Linked DNA regions of Homo sapiens: region 2 is linked to region 1. The links are chromatin contacts, found by Hi-C or POLR2A ChIA-PET in ENCODE. All regions are on one chromosome and are shown on one strand. Each heading gives the region's core, a stretch centred on a gene start or an enhancer-like site at or near the end of the contact. The rest is flanking DNA. Distances are from core to core; before and after follow the strand shown. Region 1 overlaps TMEM245 (transmembrane protein 245). Region 2 has its middle 3.8 kb from the start of MIR3927.

What was found. A loop is a pair of places that touch in the nucleus more often than their neighbours do. ChIA-PET counts read pairs that join two places held with the same protein, here RNA polymerase II (POLR2A).
Region 2: a loop to region 1 is called in a map of gastrocnemius medialis, with 5 times the contacts of the local background. The contact joins two enhancer-like sites. A Hi-C loop is called at or near these places in 1 of 168 maps with a recorded cell type or tissue (gastrocnemius medialis). POLR2A ChIA-PET finds 5 or more read pairs at or near these places in 2 of 52 experiments (OCI-LY7 and activated T-cell).

What each region holds. Positions count from the first base shown.
Region 1 is chr9:109,108,686-109,112,605 of GRCh38, forward strand. The region is part of intron 1 of TMEM245 (transmembrane protein 245); the gene reads right to left. Among named protein-coding and RNA genes, the nearest start is that of TMEM245, 9.3 kb to the right of the region's middle. Within about 2 kb of position 1,931, at least 7 of the 41 ENCODE cell types and tissues checked have a DNase peak (open chromatin) inside an H3K27ac peak, as active enhancers do.
Region 2 is chr9:109,505,914-109,509,492 of GRCh38, forward strand. It overlaps a transcript of PTPN3 not described here. Among named protein-coding and RNA genes, the nearest start is that of MIR3927, 3.8 kb to the right of the region's middle. Within about 2 kb of position 1,603, at least 3 of the 41 ENCODE cell types and tissues checked have a DNase peak (open chromatin) inside an H3K27ac peak, as active enhancers do.

The sequences.
Region 1 (3,920 bases), core at 681-3,180:
GATGAAGGTTGATGGTGTCAAAGAAACGTACCTAGGTTCTCCTCGTTTGGAGAACCTAAGTTTTGAAATACTAGGCATTTGAAATCTCATGTAGTAATATTAAATAGTTGTTTAACAAAAGATACATAGTTCAAAACCCATCTTATACACAAAAATGCTTGAGATAAAATATTCAAAGCATAAACCATGGATTTAAATTAAGAATCTAATCTTATGGAATTCCTACAGTTTTCTCTGTTGATCAATGTTTAGAAAAGAAACGGAAAGAAAAGAAAAAAACAAGAAAAGGAAAGCTTTCCAAAAAGAATCAGGTTAAAAGATTCTATTTCAGCTTATAAAATATGCTTGTTACTGGGGAAATAACTCTGTAAAAGTAAGAAAGCAGCCAGCTGAAGTGTGACCCTGCTGAAATAATCTAGGCAACAAATGATTAGAACCTAATCCAGAGTTATGATGCACCAGCTGAAGAAGTGTGCCTGAAAAAAATATTATTAGAGGAACAAACAGCAGGACTTCAGAACAGAAGAATCAGCCAGGATACCCTCTTCAGTTCTTCCTACACTAAAGTTAAATGACCCTAGAGCTTAAGACGCATCAAAAGAAACCAGCGTAGCCTACACAGAAACTCATATTTTAATAGAACATTTATAAAACACAGAGGGAATACATAATCCAGAACACATCTGAGCACAAAGACCTTAATTAACATAAGACCAAGAAGCTAAAAGTCAAGTATGACATGAACCTTGCCAAAAAAAAAAGCAAATTAAGACAAAAAGAAACTTCGAGCTATATAATTCAGAGCATGAAGAAAAAAGAACTGATGGGATTACTAAAAAAGACAGAAAAAAACTATCTCCTACGTTATTTTGGTCAAATCTATCAATACAAATAATCTTCGCATCTTAAAAATGTTTATAGCTTCTAACCTCAGAATTCAACTTTCAGACTTTATCCTTACTAAATAATGATAAATTTTGAAAAAGTTTTAAATATAAAGAAGCTCATCAGAGTATGATTCAGAACAGTGAAAAAAGTGATTACCTAAAAGGTCAACAACTGGGAAATGATTACGATTCACTCAATAAAATGTTATGCAACCATTAAAATCACTTCTTAAAAACAAAGACTATATAGTTTAAAAACTCACAATATCATATTAAGTTAGAAGTAAAATACAAAAAATACTTGTGCTGTGATTACATCTACTATATGGTGGGAGGAAAAGAAAATGTACTAAGAAGTTAGTGGCTGTATTTGGGTGGTAAAATTTTGTTTTTCCTTTCACTTTTTTCTGTATTTTCCAGACTGCCTTTAATAAGCACTAATTCTTTTATAATAAAAAGGACATTAAAATATTTCTTCAAGTAACTCTATCAGATGAAATATTAAAGAGCTTTGAAGCTCAAAAATATGAGGACATGGGAAGTGAGACTACAGCTGCTTCAAAAAGTCCAGTCTTGCTGGACCAGACCAATTAACCCTGGGAATTCAAAGAATTTGAGATCTGATTGCAGAGCATAGAAAAAAATCTGAGTACAATAATAGTACACTTATATAACACTCCTATGTGCCAGGCCCTATTCTAATGCTTTATGTATACTAACTCATTTGATCCTCATAACCCCACAAAATAATATTATTATGATCCTCATTTTACACATGAAAGAAACCCAGATTTCAGAGAAGTGACTTGCCCAAGGCCACAGCCAATAAATGACAGAGGCAGGATTAGAACCCAGGAATCTGGCTCCAGAGTGCACTTTTCTAATCTTAAGGAGAAAGAAGCATGGTGCTAGAATACTAAAGATAAGCAAAAGCTGCTCAGATTTTCACAAGGGAAAATAAAAACAGTCAATTTAGACAACTACAACTTGTTGAAATTAAAAAAAAATCCACAGTAAATGGATAGTCTTCAGAGGTACGTCAGTTAGCCCCACCCTATTAAACATTACGTCAGTCACTTAGATGAAAGACTAGAGGCACAATAACAGAAAAAACTGATTTTACACAAATCAGTTATACAAAACTGAGTTGTCAATAAATATTGAGATAATCTATCATGATTCAAAAAGATATCCTGAAGCCAGAACAATGGGCTAATCCAAACAAGATTAAACTATATGAAAAGAAATGCAAAGTTCTGCTTCGAGATTCAAAACTCAACTGTACAAGTATGGAATGGAAAGAGAACATCTGAACCACTTTTCAGTTCAGTATGAGTCAGCCTATGACTAGTAGAAGCACTTATTTCTAAAAGTACAATACTCGTATCAGGGAAAGTGATTGTTTCAATTAATTTTGCGCTACCAAACCACACAACAAAATTCAGCCTGGGAAAGGAAATAGAAATCACAACATGATAATATAAATGTAGCTAGGGGAAAAAGAAAAAAAAAGTTTTGCTCAGAAAAGAGAAGGAAATATCAAGATTTTGTAGCTATCTTCAAATAATTTTTAAAATGTCATCTGGGAGAGGCATAAGACTTGATTTTCTGTGGTTCTGAGAGCAGAAATACGTGGGAATTAGGAAATAACACAGCTCAGTAAAAGGACAGGTTTTTCCAATAAACTATAGCTATCTACAAATGGAATAATCATTACTAAAAGTGTTTGAGCAAACGTTGAACAGAGATGACAAAGTAAGTACTACCCTTAGTAAGAAGCTGAACTGGAGGTCACAATTTATACAGTACCTCCAAGAAGTTTTTGTTTCTTATCTGTATGCATAAGGAATTAGTATCATTTGCAAGGAGAGAAAAAATAAGAGACTGCATACTTCAGATTTTTTAAGAGAAATTTATTGTCTAACAAGAAGCATGTATTTTCATCTATCAACCTGAAACTCACAGATTACCTCATTCCAGTTTAAAATAACCATTTTAAAATATACTCCCCAATTCTACTTTTAGGAGTGTTTTACAGAAGCACACTGTGCAGACACATATAAAAATATTCACTTGCCATTTACAATATAAAAAATTGAGAACTTAAATATCATTTTATAGTGAACTGTTTAAATAATGCTATCTCCAAAAATTGAGTAATTAGTCAGACTTTCAACAGTATGATGAACATCAATATACAGTGCTACAGTGTCAATTTATTCGTGTGTAAATTTATAATGGTGAAAATATACTCAACAAAAAATGTTTTAAAATATTATCTCTAGATGGCAGATTTCAAGGAGTAATCTGCTTCTTTATGTTTTATTACAGGTGCTCAATTTTCTACTAAGGTTATGTAGTATCTTTATAAACAGAAAAAGAAGTATTTTTAACCTTTAGGAAATTCTTTTGGCTTCTGGATTTTTTCCAGTATTTTGAAGTGTTTCCTCAGAAAAGATTCGCAGAAGTAATATTAGTTCAAGAGGTAAGGCCATTTATAAAAACACTTTAGAGTTTATATTAAGCCCATTATGATTATACAATTACCAATGGTTAAAAATGTTTATCAAAGTATTCTAATACAAATTCAGAGCTAAGAAAATCTGTTGAAAACATTTTCTAAAAGGCATGGTGGGGGAGGGGGAGAAAAAAGATTTATACTGTAGCAGTATTAAAAAGAAAAAAGTGGCCAGGGCAGTGGCTCACACCTGTAATCCTTGCACTTTGGGAGGCTGAGGCGGGCAGATCACATGAAGTCAGGAGTTCGAGACCAGCCTGGCCAATGTGGTGAAACCCCTTCTCTACTAAAAATACAAAAATTAACCAGGTATGGTAGCATGTGCCTGTAATCCCAGCTACTTGGGAGGCTGAGGCAGGAGAATCGCTTGAACCCAGGAGGTGGAGGTTACAGTGAGCCGAGATTGCACCATTGCACTCCAGCCTGGGCAGCAAGAGCAAAACTCCATCTCAAAAAAAAAAAAAAGAAAGACGTATATCTCTAAGTGCTAATAAGGAAAGATGGCCACAGTACAA
Region 2 (3,579 bases), core at 353-2,852, 400 kb after region 1:
TAATTTTTTGTATTTTTTTAGTAGAGACAGGGTTTCACCGTGTTAGCCAGGATGGTCTCGATCTCCTGACCTCGTGATCCGCCTGCCTCAGCCTCCCAAAGTGCTGGGATTACAGGCATGAGCCACTGCGCCCGGCCCAGAACATCAGCTTCTTAAAGGAGGTGCCCATAGAAAGGGGTAGAAGGAGAGGGGAAGAAGAGATGAAGAAAGGGCATGCCCCAACCACATATACGGACCCTCAGCTCTCAGGCTCTCTGCTCTTGACCTTGGGTCTCTGATGTCATCCACCATGCTCTCCTGGGACCAGAAGCAAGCTAACCATGTGACTGGAAAGGCAGCAGTAATAGGGATAGTAGTGGTGATGTTTGCTAAGAGCAGTGGACCTTAAAATAAACACATCAAAGTATGCAGGATACACACAAAACTGAAACTGGAAAGGTCATCCCCTCCCGAAGAGGAACTGTATGAGTGGGGCAGAGGAGGGATGGAAGTTTACATAAACCTTTTTGTACCTTCTGAATTTTCTTCCTTTATTTTTCTTTCTTTCATTTCTCTCCCCTTCCTTCCTTCTTTCCTACCTACCTTCTTTCCTTCCTTCCTTCTTTCCTTCCTTCCTCCCTCCCTCCTTTCCTCCCTTCCTCCCTCCTTTCCTTCCTTCCTTCCTCTCTCTCTCTTTCTTTTCTTTCTTTCTTTCTTTTTTTTTTTTTGCGACAGGGTCTATCTCTGTCACCCAGGCAGGAGTGCAGAGGTACATTCTCAGCTCACTGTGGCTTCAACCTCCCAGGCTTAAGCAATCCTCCCACCCCAGCCTTCCAAGTAGCTGGGACTACAGGTGCATGCCACAAGACTTGGCTGATTTTTGTATTTTTGGTAGAGATGGGGTTTTGCCTTTTTGCCCAGGCTGGTGTCAAACTCCTGAGCTCAGGCATTCCTCCCGTCTTGGCTTCCCAAAGTGCTGGGATTATAGGCATGAGCCACAGTGCCCAGTCTGAATTTTCTACCATGTGATGTATAACCTATTTTAAATAAAAACATTCTCATTTGGAAAAAAGTAATGAAGCATGCCTAATATTTTTTCAGAATTGTTTTGTTTTCCATCTTGGCTGCCTCCAAATTTTGCTGACCAAGTGCAAAGCCCAGGTTTCTTAACAAGCCAAGGCTCTACGACCAGGGCACAACAATCCATACCTTGCTTGAAGGAAACAGCTGGAGGTCAAGAACTCTCACTACTACTGGAAATTCATGTGGCTGAGGGATGGAACAGAAGAGAGCTTTTGGATAAGGATAAAAGAAAAGGAAAAATGGTTTTGGTGACCCAGGGATCAGGAATGATGCCTCCCTGATACAGGTGGTAACAGAATGGCCAGAGAAGTGAGATGGAGAATTCCAACTGGTCAGCCCTCTGCTGGAAGTCACATCCATGAAAAGACAGTTATCTGAAAACCTATTCTTGCTTGGCTTACCATTTCATTGCCGAGAAACTGGAAACCTGTCCTGGGCCCAGGAGAACACTGTGCTCCGAATTCCTGGTGACATTTTAAGAACGGGGGATGCTATTCAGCCTGCCCAGTGATCTGGTGCTTCTAGTGTTGCACGGATGACACACCACAGGATTTCCTCAACTGCGCCCTGGCGTCCTGCTAGGATGTCTTTCTCATTTTTTCCATGGTACACACAGTCATTGCATCACAGTCCAAACGGACTGTCCAGCGATGCCTTTGTAAACATGAGTCACATGTGAAGTTAAAGGAATCTGTGTTCAGCCAGGGACAGCAGAGTTCCTAAGGCACATCGTCTTCACATAAGGGGTGCAGATTGATAAGGGTCATAGGACTTCCTGCTGAGATGCCCAAGCAGTGCTCCGGGACTCACTTTATGCAGCAGCCACTGAGGCCTCCATCCATAACACTCTTCTTCATCCCTATGAAGTTCTCCAGCTATCATATCAGAAAACATTACTATTTCCCCATTTTTCACCTTCTTGGGTGTCTCTCAGTTGGGTCCTGAATGTCACCCCCTGTCCAGCCTTGGTCATCCCAGCCCAAGCACAGGCACAAACCTCTTTCTTGCTTCCCCTTGAAAAATGAAGGTCACCTATATCAACCTCCCGAAACAACACATTCGACTGTCTCTGCCTGTTGAAATCCTGGTTAAGGTCCATCTCAGAAACTGCCTCTTCCCCGATTATCTCCACTGGCTATGAGCTCTCTAATCCCTGCACCAGAGAGTATTTGATCTGTTTCTCTCTCTCTTTTTTTTTTTTTTGAGATGGCGTTTCGCTCTGTCACCCAGGCTGGAGTGCAGCGGCGCGATCTTGGCTCACTGCAAGCTCTGCCTCCCGGGTTCATGCCATTCTCCTGCCTCAGCGTCCCAAGTAGCTGGGACTACAGGCGCCTGCCACTATGCCTGGCTAATTTTTTGTATTTTTAGTAGAGATGGGGTTTCACCGTGTTAGCCAGGATGGTCTCAATCTCCTGACCTTGTGATCTGCCTGCCTCGGCCTCCCAAAGTGCTGGGATTACAGGCTTGAGCCACCGCGCCTGGCCTGTTCTGTTTTCTTTTATGCTTCTCATCACATTTTGACTTGCATTGAGTTATCAATGTGTGTGCCCCTTTCAGAAAGATCTTCCTGAAGCCATTTAGGCTGTGACTATTATGTCTAAGCAAGATATGTGAAGGGCTATGTGCCCCTTACAAAAAAATTGCTTGCTTTTCTGCAGTGAGCAAGAAGGGTGATGTTGTATCTAAAGGTTCTTTGTCAAAGTCCTTCCAGAATTTTTCTTGCTAGCTTAATAATCAATCAGTAGATAGAAAAGAGATATAGATAGATGTAGAAAGATGTGTCCAGCAGTGTCCCAAATAAGGTATAACTAATCTGTGATTGGATATCACTGTGCACTCTAAATTTCTTGCCTATGTGTAACAAGTAAGTCAGGATGTCCCCCCCCCACCCACCAACCTCCACACCCAAGAGTCATCTAGTTGTGTTAGAAGGTCTGCAGGTGGGCAGTGGCTCATGCCTGTAATCCCAGTGCTTTGGGAGGTCGAGGTGGGAGGATTGCTTGAGGCCAGGAGTTTGAGACTAGCCTGGGTAACATAGTGAGACCCCATCTCTATTTATTTTTAAAGGAAGATCTACAGGTGAAGGGCACATTCTTTTGTTGTCCACCTGTATTGCTGAGTGAGCTAATTCCAAACCAGCTCTGGGGCCTATGACCTCCATATTTGAGCAGAAGAATTAAAAAGTCTGTAAAATCCCTCATTGAAATTATCAGGAAATAAAGGGAAGCTAAAACCCTCTTAGTGTCTCATGGTTTTGATTTCATTGCAATCTAGAATTGTATATAGTGCAGTATCAATCATGGGAAGCTGCCCCAGTGTTGTCAGCCTCTGTGACAGTATTTTATTCTCACACTGTAGGGTAAATGCATTGAGGCAACCTTCATATTTCTCTCAATCCTGCGCAATCTGCAGTAACCAGCTTTCTTTGATTACCTAGATAGGCTCAGGGGCCTCTCCCTCTGCATTATCTACTAGATTCTCACTTTAACACATTATATACAGTTGTTTAAGTCTGCT